Linked DNA regions of Mus musculus: regions 1 and 2 are each linked to region 3. The links are chromatin loops, found by intact Hi-C in ENCODE. Cell type or tissue: heart. All regions are shown on one strand. Each heading gives the region's core, and the rest is flanking DNA. Links, peaks and the distances in the headings are about the cores only. Region 1 holds the start of Pms1 (PMS1 homolog 1, mismatch repair system component). Region 2 overlaps Nab1 (Ngfi-A binding protein 1). Region 3 holds the start of Hibch (3-hydroxyisobutyryl-Coenzyme A hydrolase).

Evidence for each region. Peaks named below come from ENCODE experiments on the same cell type or tissue, not always from the same donor. Only the 100,000 strongest peaks of a DNase experiment are listed, where the experiment ranks them.
Region 1: a loop joins it to region 3, with 2.2 times the contacts of the local background. A loop is called at or near these places in 3 of 42 quality-filtered maps.
Region 2: a loop joins it to region 3, with 2.1 times the contacts of the local background. A loop is called at or near these places in 3 of 42 quality-filtered maps.

The regions. Positions count from the first base shown.
Region 1 is chr1:53,293,737-53,299,998 of GRCm38, reverse strand. Pms1 (PMS1 homolog 1, mismatch repair system component) reads left to right here and starts at 2,971. Exons shown (of 13, transcript NM_153556.2): 1 at 2,971-3,113. Ormdl1 (ORM1-like 1 (S. cerevisiae)) reads right to left here and starts at 2,904. Exons shown (of 4, transcript NM_145517.4): 1 at 2,811-2,904; 2 at 847-1,027. The coding sequence starts at 1,020. In heart, for the core only: a CTCF peak has its summit at 2,858; a DNase peak (open chromatin) is centred at 2,948; H3K4me3 peaks cover 2,136 bases; H3K27ac peaks cover 1,367 bases.
Region 2 is chr1:52,487,323-52,493,584 of GRCm38, reverse strand. Nab1 (Ngfi-A binding protein 1) reads left to right here. Exons shown (of 8, transcript NM_008667.3): 2 at 2,830-3,664. The coding sequence starts at 2,849. Among named protein-coding and RNA genes, the nearest start is that of Nab1, 10 kb to the left of the region's middle. In heart, for the core only: a CTCF peak has its summit at 3,592; no DNase peak of the experiment used is centred there.
Region 3 is chr1:52,841,744-52,848,005 of GRCm38, reverse strand. It overlaps Hibch (3-hydroxyisobutyryl-Coenzyme A hydrolase), which reads right to left and starts at 2,968. Exons shown (of 14, transcript NM_146108.2): 1 at 2,862-2,968. The coding sequence starts at 2,896. In heart, for the core only: a CTCF peak has its summit at 2,748; a DNase peak (open chromatin) is centred at 3,075; H3K4me3 peaks cover 1,850 bases; H3K27ac peaks cover 1,857 bases.

The sequences.
Region 1 (6,262 bases), core at 532-5,531, 450 kb before region 3:
GCCTTAAGATCTAGAGGGAAGTTAGGAACAGACTGGTGTGGTGAGGGTTAAATCAGGACTAAAACAAACTCCATTTATATGCTTGCTTTCAATTGTAAGGGGATCTAAATACAAGCATTAGTCTACAGATAGAAACTGAAAATACAGGTAGGTGGAATGATCTGGATAGAATATACAGCATAAAGAGAATCAGAGAAAAGGACCAGAAGAGATTACTAATATTAAAGGGCAGATAAAAGGAAGACTGGACAGGAGGAAAAAGAGAAGACAACCAGAGGTATACCTAGGACAAAGTGATCCCACAGAAGCCAAAATAAGAGTTCTGGTCAAAAGGAGGTGACTAGGTTTCTAGTCAAGCATTTCTAGAAACCACTATTCAAACTATGCACCAAGTACTGTGGGTGTGCACCTTTAGTCCCACTTACTTGGGAAGATGAGAGGGGATGGTTACTTGAGCCAAGGATTTCAAAGCCATCCTGGGCATCATGGTGAGATATTCACCTCCTCTTTGTCTCTAAGGCAGGGCCTCTCTGTGCAGTCTTCCTTTTCCTGACCACGTAGACCTTGTTATGTAGACCGAGCTGTCCTTGAACTTACAGAGATCCACCTTCCTCAGAACTGAAGAGCAGCGTGCTGTCCAAACACCACTAACGTTATAGGTTTGATTGACAATGTGTTAAATACCTTTGTGCTGTTAGGAACCACCAGTAACTTATCTCCACTTTTCTCATCTTTCCAAACTGAAGCTCTGTACTCAGTCAATGGTGTCTCACTGCTTCCTTCTCCTTAACTCCCTGACAGACAATCTTAGAGCTCTCCATACTGAAAAGAAGATGGAGTTCTTACCAGATTATGTATTATGTTGGTTAAGGTCCAGGCAACAGGAACACTGCAGAAGGGGATGCTGAGTAATACAATATGAAGCAGGCCAACTCCCAACGCATATGTCAGCCACATACCACGGCTGTTCATTACACGAGTATTGGGGTTTACCTCACTGTGGGCAACTCCAACATTCATGTTTGCTCTGCAGGAAAGAAAGAAATCAACAGTGCCATAGCTGGAAACCTAAACACCCACATTCTGACATGACAAAATGTTACTTCAATTTTCTCCCCTTCTCACTCTGAACACACAGACCCCCAAAATCTGCCTTCTACAGAGGTCAGCGCAAGCAATAAACTATCAGTGCCGGCTGTCACTACTGTTAGGTAGACAAAGCTTATTTGTATGGCTTCTTTTTCCAAAGCTTGTTTTCTAGCCTGTCAATTTAACTAGATGGAATAATAGGAAAGAAAGCTCAAACTGGATCCAGGTGTGTTGGTTCAGTTCTGTAATCCCAGCATTCAAGAGGATTGCCAAAATCTGAGGTCAGCCTAGCCGAATAGCAATACCCTATTTCAAAATTCTTTAAAAAAAGAAAAAATTACATATATGTAAAATGTAAGCAGAGTGAGAGCCAGGAGCTAAATATATAATTGTTCAAGTTAGCAGTTTCACTGCGATGTTTCAATATATGCCTATACCATGTTTCTAGTGTATCCCCTCTCCTGCTCTCTCCACTCCCCTTCCCGTGGCAGTCTAGCCCATTTTGTATTTTCAGGTCATCTTTTTGTTTTCTTTTATGAGCTTTCCGCATACTACTTTTATTTCTCTGTGGAGCTAGTTTTGTCAAATATAATAATCACCAATAAAATAGTATTTTAAAAAGATGTGTGTGTGTGGGGGTGGGGGGACAGAACTGGCTCAACCAGTCTGAGTGGCAAGATGCTAACATGTAATGGAACATTTTAGCCATAGTCAGAGGTCAAAAGCATTTTGCTTTGATCTCCCTCTCTCTTGAAACAAGGTTTCACTGTATAGGTTGGTCAGGCTGTCCTCATTTTCACAGGTATCCTCCTGTAGAGTAGAGGGATTACAAGTGTATAAGCCACTAATGCCTGGCTGTGTGCCCCCATTTGAATAGTGAACCTAGAAATAACAAGCTGTTGATGTAAAATGAAAAATTTATAGGGTTAGGGGTTCAAATTTGTACCACAACTAGGTTAAAGTCATGAATCTTTCTCAATATTTCTTTAGCCAAACTCTCTACTTATTTATTTATTTACCTCCGCGCGCCCCCACCCACCCGCTTACTCCTTTTATGTTCAGGAAGAAACACTAAGTATTAGTATTTCTAGTATTAGTACTCAATTGTCGTGAGCATACAGTTTTGGGGGGGCCTAAGAGTTTACTTTGTTACAATCAAACTGAAATGGGTGTTGTCTGAGAGAAGGAAATGCGCTAGAATACATTTCAGCTTCTATTCAAAGATACCTAAAATCCTTTCTATTGCAGTGTTTGAAGAAAGGAATTTCACCCGGCTACGCAAGTGTTTCTGGAGTGTAATGTTCTTTCGGCTTCTCAAGATGTATGGAACAGGCAGTGATGAAAGTTACACTAAGGGAGAGTCTCGCGTAAATTTTGCTTCTATAATAACCAAGTACCTATAATGCACTTTTAAAGCTTAATAGTTCGAACATCCCACACAACGTAAAAAATTAAAAACCCAAACCCGCTGGAAAGAGCCTCACATTGCCACCTATGCTAGATTAGAAACCCTTTCTCAGCAGGTTGTGCCGCAAAGGCTTCGCTACCCGGCCCTCCCCGCCCGCGCACACCCACCGCCCCAGTCGCGGCTGCACTTCCGCGGCGCGCCGACCACCTGCGGACACCTAGGGTGCACAGCGCGAGCCCCGGAGGCAGCAGGAACCTGCTCTGCCGCAGGCCTTCTGGGCCGTGCCGCAGCTCTAGGAAGCCTTCGAGCTTACCGGCCGCCAGCTCCTGGCTGGTCACAGGACAATTCCCGCGGCAGCCACAGTAGGTCCTCTGGCTAGAGCTACTGGTGCGCCCCACCGCTTCCGGAAGGCTGCCAAGCTGCTCTAGCGAGCAGCCGATTGGCTGCCAGCCGCGCCAATCCCACTTCCTGCTGTGGGCGGGCCTTAGAGGAGCGCGAGCGCGGGTCCTGCTGAGCGCAGCCGTGCTTCGGTCCGAAGGACGTCCAGCGAAGTAGGCCGTGCAACTCAGGGTTTGCTGAGTGCTTGCCGCTGTGGGTGGTGAATGCGCGCTAGAAGGTAGTGTCACCGCGAACGAGCGTGCCCGGTGATGCTCGGGGAGGCTGAAGGCGCCTCCCGGGGCTAGGTGCGGATTTGCGGGGCTCGCGCGCACGCGTTTCAAGCCTCTGGGCTGGCTCGGCAGTAGTTGGAGCTCAGACCCTTGGGGTTCAAGGTGGGAAAGTTTTGTCTTGCTAGAGAGTGTAGCGGCTTGTAGCACTGTGCGTTGTCTCACACAAAAAGGTATTAATTTGTGGTTATTCCCAATGAAGACAGTGTACATCCTGAAGAGATGTGAATACCAGAAGTTCATCTCTATGAGGAAGGGGAGGAAAAAAAGATTTGATTAATCCATTCTCTTTCTAAATCATCTTTGAAAGTACTTTTTTTTTTTTAACCTTGGTGATTTGTATTTATAAAACTTTGTGAGTTTTATTTCAGAAATAACTCTGAAAAACATTTTAAAGTTGACAGAATGCTTGCGTGCGTGTGTGTGTGTGTGTGTGTGTGTGTGTGTGTGTAGGTATCTTTTATTTGTGTTGGTTCTGTGTGATGGTTGGGTTGGATTTATTCTGTTGTAAAATTTGCTGTTTTCTCCCTAAAATCCAAGCTCTCTAATCTTTTTGCTTTTGTAGATCAGTTTCTCTTTCTGATCACAGCATACTTCCAGGACTGTTGATTGGCTTCAGTAAACATGACTTCTTTTCTAACACTAGGACTGTTCCAACAGTAGGATTGTCCTCACTAGGTATGAATTCTTTTCCCACACTCCATGTGTTGTGTGCTGGAACATCAACCCTCTGGCTTTTCAGAGGAGGTCTTTAAGTGCACACCCCTTAATAATATGCCACATTCCTGAATATGTTTTCAATATACATTCACTGCCCTCAAAGCAATATGAGCCAGAGAGGAAGGGACAGATAAATAAAATAGCCATTTATGAGTTTGAATTAAAAAAACGAAGGGATGCCTAATCTCTTGGGAGATTGGAATATGGAAAAAGAGTTTTGGGAACTGACACAAGACATCCCAGAAAAATGTCATGTGGCCCAGGAAATCCTACCACATCTAGGTAAAGAGAGCCACATTGTAGTGTGACCAGATTAGTACTGTGTGTACATTTGGAAAATGGGATGAAATTAGAGAGATAGGGTAGTAGGGAATTTGGACTTAACATACTTAGCAGTTGAAAAATCTTAAAAATTTAAAGTAGGATAGCAAAGATACTTTAATTATAGAAACAACTTACAAATATTTAAATCCATATATCAATTTGGTAGTTATTGGAGTCGTTCAGAGGAGAAATACTAAGGGGCTGACCAGAAGTGGTATTAGGAAGAATGCTCTAAGAAACTCAGGAAGGAGCAGGTGCCATGTATATGGTGGGAATTCTTACAGTATTGTTGAGATTTCTAACTTGCTTGCTTGGAAAGTATTGAGGTGTGGCCTTCTGAGCCAAAATATGCATATGTCTTAGAAATATGGTAATCTTCTGCAAGTTAACAAGATTTTCCATTCCATTGTAATAGATGTGTAATGTGTGTAGAGGAATATAAAAGATAGTACATGAAGTTCCTATGTTGGCTATTAATTTTATTACCAAGCAAATCATAGAGAAAAAGCGATTCTGAGATAGAATAATATTTATCTTGTCTTTTAGGTCATCTAAGTATGATATTTAGAAGGAAGATAAATAAGACCCTGGAATCCAGAAATTGATAGGAGGTACACTAGATCAGAGGATGTACTGGCTGTTTTCATGTGTCAACTTGACACAAGCTAGAGTCATCAGAGGAAAGAGCCTCAATTGAGAAAATGGCTCCATAGGATGCAGTTGTAAGTCATTTTCTCAATTAGTGATCAGTGAGGGAGGGCCCAGCACACTGTGGGTGCTGTCCAATATCATCATCCCTAGACTGATGATCCTGAGTTCTATAAGAAAACAGGATGAGCAAGCTAGGGGAAGCAAGCCAGGAAGCAGCACTCCTCCATGGCTTCTGCATCAGCTCCTACCTCTAGGTTCCTGCCCGCCTTAAGTTCCTGTGCTGACGTCCAGTGATGGACTGTTGGACTGTGATCTAGAAGTATGAGCCAAATAAACCCTTTCCTCCCAACTTTCTTTTTGGTCATGGTGTTTCATGGAAGCAATAGAAACTTTAACTAAGACAGGGGATGAATTGGAGGTTAGGAGGTCCACTGGGCTGGGGGATGATATGATATACAGGCCAGTTTAAAAGTAAACCTATAGTGGAACTTGAGACCCTGGCAATTTGCTGAGAGGGCAGGCACTTAGTTTAAAATTATTCTTAGTGTTCCTGCATTAATCATGGACTGGTTACCAGGAATAAAATACTGAACTTGCTTCTTTTTTTTTTTTTTCATTCAGAGATATACTGTATGATTCCTTGTACTCAAAAAGCTATGTAGTTGAGGATAAGGTTTTGACAAACATCCTCTGCATGATGCAAGACAAGTACTTAAAGAGTATGGGAGAGAGAAGGGTTATTCTGGTGGGTAATCAGAAAGGATTCTTGTGACGGATATTGTAACTGATTGATTAAGAGGAAGCTGGGTGCTGGGGTTACCAAAAGAGTTAATAACAAAGGAAAATGGAGTTCTTGACTGACTGTGGTGACCACCAATACTAATGTATTATTTAGAGACAGCAAGGCTAAGTGGAAAGGATGAGGGAGGCAAGATGGTAAGGTCTATTTTACAACTACTCACCTGAGGGAGCAGTGGCAAGTATTGTTAGAAATGCCTGTCATGTGGCCATACAGATTTATGTTGGGAGATGGTCATATTCCTTGGAAGAAAACCAAGAAAACACAAAGACATCAGAGACAGATGGATACAACTGTCTGGGAAGTGAACAGAATGGTCCCTCACTAGGGACATAGATATGGTCCCTCACTAGGGACATAGCAACAGTAAAGTGCTTGCCCTGTGTGACCCTTGGTTTGATTCTAAATACCAAAACAAAGAAAAAAATCAACATAGGTCCCAAGGAAAGGGATTAGCCTCTGCAGAGGTGATTGTTGAACTCAGGCTTGTGGAAAGGTATGTACAGTGTGTTCTGTTTGGCAACTGTTTTAGAAAGGATTTGGTGGAAGGGAATGTGTAACACTAGATACAGGTACTTCCTCAAGTTTGGTCACAGAAAAGGAGAA
Region 2 (6,262 bases), core at 578-5,577, 350 kb after region 3:
AGTAGTCCCTGGAGATTTTGGATATCGCAGTGGGTCCTGACACAGCAGGCTTGATGGAAAAGCTCCTCTTTTTCTTGGAGACCACGAAAGGCCTCTCTCTGTCTTACCCTGAATCTTCAGCCCCACACCCAGAAAATTCTATTCCCTAGCAAAGTAAGCCTTGAGCAGTGACTTTTTCTGCTCAGCTTCACATGGCACAGGCTGAGCTAGGCAGGTGAGCGGCACTATGTGGGCCCACGGGGAGAAACCGGTAAGGTTTAGAAACTCAGGGTTACCATCTAGTTAGCAACCAGCAGTCGAAAACAAATTCTGAATGAATTTCTTTCTGCTTTCAAAATTCGTCTTTTTAGGGCTGTGGTCCTTCTCACTGACTAAGTTGGTAGGGGTTGTATGCTTTGTTATCTTTAGGAAGCAGCACAAGTGAATGAGTCAATGGTTTCTTTTAAATCATGGGTTTTATGAAAAGGCCAGAGAGGAGGCGCTGCTCCTAGGTGTCTCGGAACAGCCGGGTGCAGTACCTTTTAGCTGAGTGGATTTATTGTATCGTCAATTCCTGGCGTACAATGGTGTATTAGGGCCCTTTGGTTCCCAATTCAGAGAGATACAGGTAGAGGCTGTTTCCGGCTAATTTAACCCTCATATTGAAGCATGAATAGTTTCAGATTTTTGTGAAACAGAAAATCTCAGAAGTTTTAAGTCAAATCAAGTTAAGGGATGAAGTGGTGGGTATTAAAAATATCCTAGCAGGATTTGAAGGAAGTTCACACAGTCTTCTAGGGGGAAGCTTGGGGAGAAACCTCCTTGCCCAGCTGTGAGGGTCAATCTTGAGAAAGGCTCTTGGGATTCCTTAGCGCGTCTGTCTTTCGTGTGCTATTCTGACTTTGGAAATGTACTGTTGTTCCCTTCATCCTTTACATTGTTAGCTTCCTTACCAGTCCACGAGGTCTCTGTCAAGAACTAGGAGGCTTGGTAACGCATATGAGAAAGGAGAAGACTTGGAAACTGCTGTTTTCTAAGCCCATTGCCTTACCCTAGAAAACTACAATCTAAGTTTGAGTCTTTGGGGTCCTAAGATTTTTTTATATTTTTTATTTGTCTAGTAAATACTCCCTCTTTTTTCACCCATTGATATAAAATGACTGAAAGATTCTGTTAATCTAAGTCTTGAACTGTTTCCTATATTCCATAATCAGGGAAACAAATATGGTAAATTAGTTTATCACTCAGTAAACTTTATAAAACCACGGTCCTCTTATGGAAAGGACTGTGTATATACATGCTTTTATGTGTGTGGATTTTTTTCTGTTCTAGTGTGAAAAGTACATAGAGCAGCTACCCAGGCGAATGATGAGAAAGTAAGCTTCTTTGCTTCTATCTAGACACTTCAGAAGTCCTTCTGATGGTCTTTAATATACAGTTAAACTTGGTCTACTTCTCAAGGCTATGTTTTGGGGCCTAGTCCGGTTAGGTGATAGATACAACCTAGGTCGTCCTCACTGAGGCGATTTAGATGGCTTTTACTCAGGGGACTGAGATGGAGCGACTGTGTCAGTAGACCCGAAGTCTTGAGACGCTCACAGAGCATGCAGGTTTTGTTGCCTCGATGTATAGAGTGAGAATCTTCTTGTACAGTTTGCCTCATTTGCCAAATCAAAAATCTCACACAGGAACTGAGGGTCTCAGGAAAGTGGTTTTCAAAGGCACACCAGGTGGTTTTTCCCCAGGTGTTAGCAGAAGCAATTGGGCACTCTCTCTATATATATTTTAATCTATGCCTGTGCTAGTCCATGTAAACAGAGAGCCATTGCCTCTATTGGAAGTTGGAGAAGGTTGGTAGTTGATCAAAATGTGGATAATTGAAAGGTCTTGGGAGATAGGACTACATTAGTGCTTAGAGTGATAGACTCTGTAGTGGAGTGGCCGAGATTGTGATTTTTGTAGCATTCTAGTTGGTGGCTTTCAAAACAAGTCCAGGCACGGTAACTTTCTGTTTTCCAGTGTACTCCTAGTATCTCTGCTTCTGTTGTCTCCACTCAGCTTCCTCCAGGCCAGCAGAGTTGGTCTTCCGTTTGCCTCCATGGTGTTCATGTGTTGCGCTTCTGTGGTTGTCTCATTTTAATCCATGGGTGCATTGCTTACAAGGTTGCTTTGCTTAATGGAAGTTCTTGGCCAGCACTCATTTCTGAGCTCATGGGAGTGTTGATAAGTGATAACCCTGCCTCTTCTGTATCCTACATGCCTAAATGATCACCGTTTCTCCCTCATTCCTTTACCCACCCAGCTCTAGTAGAACACCTGTTTTCTTATCTTCAGTTTACATTGGAATCTTTCACTGGCTAGATTTATAAATAACTCTGTCTTGGAGGGTTTACAGGAAGATTAGGCATACTAGTAGTATTCATTATGTTGCCTGTTACAAAATAACAGTTCAGTGAATGGTGATGTGTCTTAACTTCCTGCTGGTGAATAAAAATTCATCTTCGCCATCATGTCCATACCCTGAAGGGAAGAAAATGCAAAGATGAAAATATGGGATAAACCCTTTTTGAGCGTTGGTCTGAGTTCCTAGTTTGTGTTTAATAGCTGTTTTCCTTTGAAAATGTAGGTCAGTTTAGCAACCGATTTTCTGAGTTATGAAGAATAGAGCTGGATAAAGTATGTGTGTTGGGGGGTGCATCTTGAACTACCAGTTGCTTTGCAGATACTTTGTGTCTTGTTTTGCCCATGTTGCTTTCTAAATAATGAGATGTTGCTATCAAAATAATACAATGTTGCAAGCCATTTAAAAAGGTTGAAGAACATGTGATGAGTCTTTCCTTCTTTTTGTAGGTTAAGCCCATCCACAGTAATGGCCACAGCCTTACCTAGGACCCTGGGGGAGCTGCAGCTGTATAGAATATTGCAAAAAGCCAACCTGCTTTCTTACTTTGATGCCTTTATCCAACAAGGTGGTGATGATGTCCAGCAACTGTGTGAAGCTGGAGAAGAGGAATTTTTGGAAATAATGGCACTTGTGGGCATGGCAAGCAAGCCCCTTCACGTTAGAAGGCTTCAGAAGGCTTTGAGAGACTGGGTTACAAATCCTGGCCTTTTCAATCAGCCATTGACTTCACTTCCTGTCAGTAGCATACCCATCTATAAATTACCAGAGGGATCGCCAACATGGCTGGGGATATCCTGCAATAGTTATGAAAGGAGTAGCAGCTCCCGAGAGCCACATTTAAAAATCCCTAAATGTGCCGCCACCACCTGTGTGCAGAGCTTGGGTCAGGGCAAGTCAGAAGTGGGAAGTTTAGCACTGCAGAGTGTCAGCGATTCCAGACTCTGGCAAGGACATCATGCCACTGAAAGCGAGCATAGTCTCTCCCCAGCAGACCTGGGCTCCCCGGCCTCTCCAAAGGAAAGCAGCGAAGCCCTGGATGCTGCAGCTGCACTCTCTGTGGCCGAGTGTGTGGAGCGGATGGCCCCCACACTGCCCAAAAGTGACTTGAGTGAAGTGAAGGAGCTGCTGAAGAACAATAAGAAGTTGGCCAAAATGATCGGTCACATATTTGAGATGAGTGACGAAGACCCACACAAAGAGGAGGAGATTAGAAAGTACAGCGCCATCTATGGGCGATTTGACTCCAAAAGAAAGGATGGCAAACACCTTACATTGCATGAGGTAAGTAAGGAGCCTGGTGTATGTGTCCCTGTGTGTGTGTGTGTGTGTGTGTGTGTGTGTGTGTGTGTGTGTGTATAGGGGGGTGTGGTCAGGGTGGGAGATAGTGTTTGTGGTGTGTGTGTGTGTGTGTGTGTGTGTGTGGTGTTGGAGTGCATACTTGTGTTTGCTGCTGTCCACTGCAGGGTGCTGGTTAATGAGTTTCAGGGAGGAACACTACTAGAGCAGCCCTGAGAATGCTGAAGTGTAACAGCTCTGTTCTGAGCAGAGGCTGTTTATTGCCCTAGGGCTGCCTTCTGTTGAACTCAAACACATTTGAGTTTTAAAACTACAGTATAAGGTAGGTTTTAGAAACAGGCCAGAATTCAAGCAGTGAAGCATACCTTTTGTGTTTGCAATGTGATTTGTTTCTTAGTTAAGAAATAAACGGATTTTAAGAGTGGATCTTCATTTTAAAAACTTTCTTATTAACCTTTATTTAAAAAAAAGAAAAAAAGCAAACCATAAAATGACCAGAACATAAGGCAATTTCCAGCTAGTGTGAATAACAAAGTTGTGTTAGATGAAGGTTGGAATTGAGAGTGTAGCTTTGACTCTTGTTTTAGCTAAATGATTAGCATACAAAGGGCTCATTGTTTCATCTCCACAGCACTTTATCCAGAGTGTTCTGCTTAAGCGCACACACTCGTGAACATACATATACACACACACACACACTCACTCACTCACTCACGCCCCACCCCACCCCAAGCACACATCATTTGAGTATGTGCATACATCTTTGCGCTTTCTTGTTTTTTCTTGTTTGTCTGTGTGGCACCTGTCCTGATTATTCAATGCAGATAGAAGCTTGTCTTTGCTGTGATCTTTTCCTCAAAGTAGGACGTCACATCTATCTCCTTTTTCCCTTTTCATCATGTATCTCCTCCTGCCTCAGTAGCTCTAGAACACTTTGTTGTAATGTATTGCATCCTGGTCTGTCCTTTGCTGGATAATGTCTTTTTTTTTTCTTCCTAGAGTCTAATGTGTCCAGTGAGTGCGTAGAAACTGATTCATTTTCAGAAGTGAAAAAGACTTTCATAATGAGATTTTTAAAATAACCACATACCCTTTAGAAGAAAGGAGAAAACCTTCAGAAAAAATATTAGGTTGACTATAGTATTTCATTCAACATAATGTTTCTCTCCCCAGTCTTGTGCTTTAATATGGAAAGGAATATATATTCACTGTGAAGGTATTCTGACATAAAAAGATGTAAATTACTGACTTGTAAACTTTCACAGACTTATCTTTACATGGACAAACCTGAGTTCATGTTTCACAAACTGTTCTCCAGATCCCTTTGTTGGTGGTGAAACGCCATGCTGCCCCAGGGAGCTGCCTGGTTCATCTGTGCACGGCCTTATGGGCCGTTATTCATCATAACTCTTTCCAATGCTGTTTAGATTGTTCCCAGTTTAAAAAGCTTGTGCACTAGTGTGTGAATATTATAACACCCTTAACATTTTTTGTTGTTTTATAATTACGTCTGTGGCTCTACTGTGTAGGTATGTTCGTACCTGTAGAGGGCACAGGTGTCAGACCTCATGGAGCTGGGGTTCTAGGCAGCGGGAAGATCGAACAAGGGTCCTCTGCAAGAACACTATGCTCTTCTAACTATTGAGCCAGCCCCAATCATACATACCCTTTTATAGTCTTGTGCATATTCTTCTGCAGAATATATGCCAACATGTAAATTATGGGATCAAGGACTATGCAGATGTAATATTTCAGTCCACTGCTAATTGCTTCCAACTCGAATTCTAAAAAGCTAGAACCATGCCCCCATCATTGCTATGCAAATGTCTGTTTATCCACACTTGCTAGTAATGCATTTTACACTTTAATCTCTACCAGTCTCAGTGGATGGAAACTGAGACTCAGGTTTGCTTTTCCTTGTGAGGATGAGTTTCTTTTCCTATAACACATGATCAGGTTTTTTGTCCATAGAACTATTTTAGTAGTTCAGTTGTCTTTTGAAAAATTGACTGGTTCTGGGCATAATCCCAGCACTCAGGAGGCAGAGGCAGGCAGATCTCTGTGAGTTTGATAGTCAGACCCTTTCTGTCTCAAACCAAAGAAAACAAAGCAACAACAAAACAAAAACCAAAAACAAGTAAAACAAGAACTCCTTCTATTTTATGGACGCAAGCCCTTTGTCTTATAGAATACTGTTTCCCCCGTAGTCGTCCTTCCTTTGACAGTTGACTGGTTTATCACATGTGAGTTTGGTTTTACTCAGTCTTATCTGTTCATCTGATCCTGCAAGGTTCAGTTGACCTTTATATCCCTCACTCGGATAGACTCAATTCAACTGAGTTCCTTTACAGTACAGTGCAGTCTGTTGCACAGAAAAACACATATTTCTTTATTATTCTTGCTTTTCTGGTTTTCTTTGTTTTGGTTTTCTTTTTATGGTTTTGTTAATCTTATACATTTTTCTTCCAAATAAAATTCTTGGTACATTTATCAAGTTTCTAAAAGAAGTGTTATTTTGACTAGAAATGTTTTATGTGTAAGTTAACTTGGTAAGAGATGTCATATTTATAGTAATGGAACCTA
Region 3 (6,262 bases), core at 753-5,752:
TACCAAAATGATGCTGGGTGCTTGTTTCCTGCTGCATCATTCACAACAGCAAACAAATGGAAGCAGCCTAGACAGCCATCAATAACTCAGATAAAGGAGACTGTGGCACATGGGCACAACAGAAATTGAGAGCAGGAAAGCCATGACATTGGCAGGAAAGCAGGAACTGGAAGTTACCATGTGTCTTAGTTAGGGTTTCTATTGCTGTGATGAAACATCAAGACCAAAAGCAACTTGGGGAACAAAGGCTTTATTTGGCTTACACTTTCCTATCACTGAAGGAAGACAAAGACAGAGTAGGAACTCAAACTGGACAGGAACCTGGAGGCAAGAGCTGATGAACAGGCCAGGTAGGAGTGCTGCTTATGGGCTTGTCATGGCATATTCATGACAAGCATGCTTTCTTCTAACACCCCAGACCACCTGGACAGGGATGTCACCATCCATAAAGAGCCAGGCCCTCCCACGTAAATCACTAGTTAAGAAAATGCCCTACAGGATTACCTAAAGCCCCCTCAGATGGAGGCATTTTCTGAACTGAAATTCCCTCCTCTAAGATGATTCCAGCTAGTATCAAGTTGGCATGAAAGCTAGTCAGCACACTATGTTAAGCAATGTATCCCAGGCTCAGACAAATACAGCATGTCTGTGGATGCTAGAGAGAGAGAGAGAGAGAGAGAGAGAGAGAGAGAGAGAGAGAGAGAGAGAGAGAGAGATTGATGGTAAGTGTAGGTCATTAAACTAAAACAGGACCATGAGAGCAGAAAAGGATCTCTTAAGGGAAGGCTACAGGATGGTAGGGAGGGAATGAGAGTAAAAGACCAAAGTGCCATGAAGCAGAAGAGCTAGGGAGTAGAGGAGGAGGGCTGACCAGCACACTGACAGCCAGGGGAGGAGAGTGGGGATAGAACCAACAACAGAAACACAGAAACAGTGTGTACAGAACTGCCACAATGAAACTCATAGCTTAGTATCCAACAAAAGACAAAAATGAGTGATAGAGATCATTTAGAGATCTAGCTGACATATAATTGAATTCAATTGCATTTGAAGTACAATTGAAGCATTCGGCATAGGACTCAGAATAATCAACTATACAATACATTTGAAAGTTCTCTTCTTAAAGAAATGCTGTTGAGACAGAGAAAACCACCCAACTGCTAAACTGGCACTGCAATGTTAGGAACACAGGACAGCACCAGAGGAGCAAAGGAAGGCTAAGTTCAATGGCATTAGCCAATCACATCAACCAAGGCACACCCGCCCCTTTCCTTCCAGAAACTCTCCGGATCTCCCTCCAGGTTTGTGGAATCCGCTCCTCTTGACTGCATGACCTTGTCTCCAATCCCTTTTGCTATCCCAGGACTGGATCTAGGAAAGGGAGACCTCAGATCAGTACTGTCCAATTTGGTCCTGGCACTTTACATGTTGAAATGTGGAGTGAAATAGGGACAAGCTGAACCACAGTAATGACAGAATCTTTCTAGATGAAGTTAACTTTGTTAATATACATGCCTCTAAATTATTGTTCCCAAATAATTTAGAATTTGCCATCATCAAGAAGCAACAACAATGATTATGTGAGCAGATGCTATTATTCACCACAAAAGAAAAAAGAGAAGCAAGGCAACTTCTACATGTAACAAAAATACCTGAGTATCGTTGGTGCTTTCTGCTAAAAAGGCACTATTCTTTTTAAGATGTTTTGTTTTGTTCTGTTTTTTGAGACAGGACTTCTCTGTGTAGCCTTGGCTATCCTGGAACTCACTCTATAGACCAGGCTGGCCTTGAACTTAGAAATCCCTGCCTCTATCTCCCAAGTACTGGGATTCAAGGCGTGCGCCACCATGCGCGGCTTAAGATGTGTTTTTAACTATGTATATATGTATGCCCATGTAAGTACAAGTGTCCAATGGATCCAGAAGAAACTATCAGATTCCTTGGAGACGGAGTTAAAGGTAGTTATGAGCCACACGGGAAGCAGAACTTTGTCCTCTTAGCCAGTCCTTTAAGAGCAGTATAGGCTCTTAAAACCGCGGAACCATCTCCCTAACTCCACTGGTAACTACTCATTTAGAACTAAGAAACATTCTATGCCTTTGCAGGAACCTTCCACAACAGACTGTAAGGCATAAGAAACGTGCAGACGGAACAAGGGTGCGTTCCACGTCTGAGATGCTCCTAGACTGCACAGATGTCTAACAGCACACATTTCATCGCCCAAAAGTACTTCAGTGAAGAGTTCCACAGGGGGGAAATTGAAGTTTTTGCGTATGGTACTGGGGAAAAGGAATTACACTAGCCAAAGCTCCTAAAATGGGTGCTACCACATTTCCTTCTGCCAAGGTCCGATTGCAGTGAGAGACACTCTTAGAAAGTTAATATCTGCACTGCTCCGGTCAAGCCACGCTAAATGGTCACAACATTATTCTGTGAGTTCCAATTGCCTGCGCTGCTACTACTGCTAGCTGAAATAATCAAGTTCCTTACCCGGAGCCCAGGTACACAACCTGTCATTTCTGTGTGACTTAAGAAAATACCCTACACAGTAAATCAGGTGGCACGTCCCCACACAGCGCCCAGTTCCAAGAAAGAAAATAAATAGGAGACAAACGGAGGGGGGAGAAAGTTGTGGGACGTCAAGGCCTAACAGATGCTAGAGGACGGAAAATGAAGGTGCTGTTGCAAGAAAAAGAGCAAAGTCAGAGGACGCATGTCGTTGCGATCGCCGCTGAGGTCGCCGCGGGGCAGCAAAGCAGAGGCTGCCATACAAAGGCGACTAGATCTGCGAGACCTGCGGGGACACTTGTGAGCCTTTTCCCCCAAGCCGGCCCTTAGCTCTGCCTTGCTCACCAACTCACCTCGACAGGAGCCGCCACGCATATGGCTGCCCCATGGCCTAAAAACCCAAGAGCAGAAGAAGCAGAGTGTAGTGGTTCCACCGGCTCTGGTAGTTAGACCCGCCCACAGCCCCGCCCACAGCCGATGAGAGCAGAGGAGAGCCGGGGTCACTGATGACAAGTCCTCCGGTGGGCCAGAGCGGCCCAACGCCTACACTTCCGCTGCGCTACGCTCACGGGCCCGGCCGGGCGGGGCGGGGCGGGGCAAAACAGGAGCAGTTAGGAAACCAGCAAGAGCAGTGGGCAGGGCCACACTAGACAGGGCCAGGCCGGGTAAAGGTGGGGCGGGTCCTGGCTAGGGGCGTTAACTAGTGAGGGGAGGAGGAAGAGGAGGAGCCAAGACGAAAGCTGAGAGGTGAGTAACCAAAGCAAAGAGAAAAGTAGAAAAACTTATTTATAATAGCCAGAAGCTGGAAAGAAGCCAGATGTCCTTCAACAGAGGAATGGAGATAGAAAATGTAGTACATTTACACAATGGAGTACTACTCCGCCATTAAAAACAATGACTTCATGAAATTCTTAGGCAAATGGATGGAACTAGAAAGTATCAATCCTGAGTAAGGTGACCCAATCACAAAAGAACACACAGTATGGATATGAGCCCAAAGGCTCGGCAAGATACAATTCACCGACCACAAGAAGCTCAAGAAGAAGGAAGACCAAAGTGTGGGTGCTTTGGTCCTTCTTAGAAGAGGAAATAAAATACCCACAGGAGGAAATACAGAGGCAAGTGTGGAGCAGAGACTGAAGGCAAGGCCATCCAGAGAATGCCCCACCTGGGGATCCATTCCATATATAGTCACCAAACCCAGAGACTTTTTATTGTAGGTGCCAACAAGTGCTTGCTGACAGGCGCCTGATACAGCTATCTCCAGAGAGGCTCTGTCAGAGCCTGACAAAGAGGTGGATGCTCACAGTCAACTATTGGACTGAGCACAGGGTCTCCAATGGAGGAGTTAAAGAAAGGAATGAAGGAGCTGAATTGGTTTGCAACTCCATAGGACAAACAACAATATCAACCAACCAGAACCCCCAGAGCTCCCAGGGACTAAACCACCAACCAAAGAGTACACATGGAGGGACCCATGGCTCCAGGTGCATATGTAGCAGATGATGGCCTTGTCAGGCATCAATGGGAGGAGAGGCCCTTGGTCCTGTGAAGGCTGGATGCCCCAGTGTAGGGGAATGCCAGGATGGGGAAGCCAGAGAGGGGGGTTGGTTGGTTGGGGGAGCATTGTCACAGAAGCAGGGGGAAGGGGGAGGGGATAGGAGGTTTCCATAGGAGAAGGAAAGGAAGAGAGGGGATAACATTTGAAATGTAAATAAAGAAAATATCTAATAAGAAATTTCAAAAACCTTTAAATATAATTTTTTTACTACCACATTTAATGTAAAAAGATTGCATTGCCTTTTCTTTGTAATATTGAGAAACAATAAATACGGTAGTGGTTTTTACTTTAAAAAATGGAAAGGAAAGGAGTTTGCTCCCTAGACTAGGCTGTCTTGAAATGCCCAGTTGATTATCTATGTTTGGCTTTTAAGTTTAATCAGCAGGTATTAATTGATCTGAAGGAGTTTGTGTAATTTTTTTTTTTTTTTTGGTTTTTTGAGACAGGGTTTCTCTGTATAGACCTGGCTGTCCTGGAGCTCACTTTGTAGACCAGGCTGGTCTCGAACTCAGAAATCCACCTGCCTCTGCCTCCCGAGTGCTGGGATGAAAGGCATGTGCCACCATGCCTGGCTGTGTAATTTTAATAATTTTTTAATGAAAAGGTAAATTTAAACCAGACCCGATGACACACACCTATAATTCCAGCACTCAGAAACCTGAAACAGAATGGTCACCTGGGCTACACAGCAAGACCCTGTCTAGGAAAACTAAGTAAATTAAATGTTCTTTGAGTCAGAAACATATGAGATGCATTTGACATTGAGGAAAGACCAGAGTTTAGTACTCTACATAGCTGAACTTGCTTCGAAACATTGCTAATTATCTTCAGAAAAGTTACAGATCCCTCAGTCTTCCTCTGAGACAAAATATCTGATTAAGAGAATGCTCACAAACTAGAAATATCAGTGAAAACATACCTGTTCTGGAAAGCAGCTTATTAAATAAACCCCATATTTAACTGTCCACTGTGGTGATTTGAACATACTTGGCCCAAAGGAGTGGCACTATTTGGACGTGTGGCCTTGTTGGAGTAGGTGTAGCCTTGTTAGAGGAACTGTGTCATTGTGGGCTGGGCTTTAAGACCCTTGTCCTAGCTGCTTGGAAGCCAGTCTTCCAAACAAGGTATTGAACTTTCAGCTTCTCCTGCACCATGCCTGCCTGGACGTTGACATACTCCCACCTTGATGATAGTGGCCTGAACCTCTGAACCTGTAAGTCATCCCCAATTGAATGCTGTCTTTATAAGAGTTGCCTTGGTCATAGTGTCTAATCACAGCAGTAAAACCCTAACCAAGACACCCACTACTCTTGAGTTTCTTCTAGATTCATACAGATGTCTAGCTGTAAGCACATCAACAAAAACGTGTTGGCATATTAATAGTAAATGAGGGAATCTGAGAAGAGTTTCAGAGTGAAAAATTAAAGGGGTGTTTGTCATCCACTGAAGTATACCCTGACCTTAAAGAAGTTATTCTTAGTCTTTGGCATATTGTAAGATACTTGATCAGAAATGATCTTTCTGTCCTGGACCAAATATAATAGTGGCTAGAGAACAGAGGAAGCCAACAGACACCATACAAGTGGAAGACACAAAGAATTCCTGACCTGCAGTTAGTCCTCGAATAGGTACAAGTGGTTGCCATTTGGCTTCACAGTCAAAAGGCATCGTGTCCTATTCACTCAGGGAAGGAATGAATCTGTTAGCCTATGCAGCAGCATATGTTACTGGAAAGATGAACTTTTATATTGTAGCTAGAGCCAAACCATCTTTTTCCTGACTTCATGTGAAAGGGGTCTGTGCTTCGCAGTCTTCATGCTTAGAGGGGCCCTATTTTGACTTAATTCTCTGCCATTGAAACTTTTCCTTATTTATTTATTTCTTTACTTATTTTATTGTGTGTATCTATACACATTCAAGTCCAATGGTTTATATGGAGAGGTCAGAGAACAACTTGCAGGAATTGACTCTCTCCTCCCACCATTTGAGTCTCAGGGATGAACTCAAGTTGTCGGGCTTTACTCAGTTGTGTGCCTTTACCCAGTGAACTATCTTGAAAGCCTCTAATAATTTCCTAGGAAAGGATCATGTCGTTTCACTTTGTACATTAAGAAATCAGTCCAACACTCAGCATTACTACTGATTGTATAATATTCTCATTATTAGACAAGGACACCATATCTAACCTAGCTT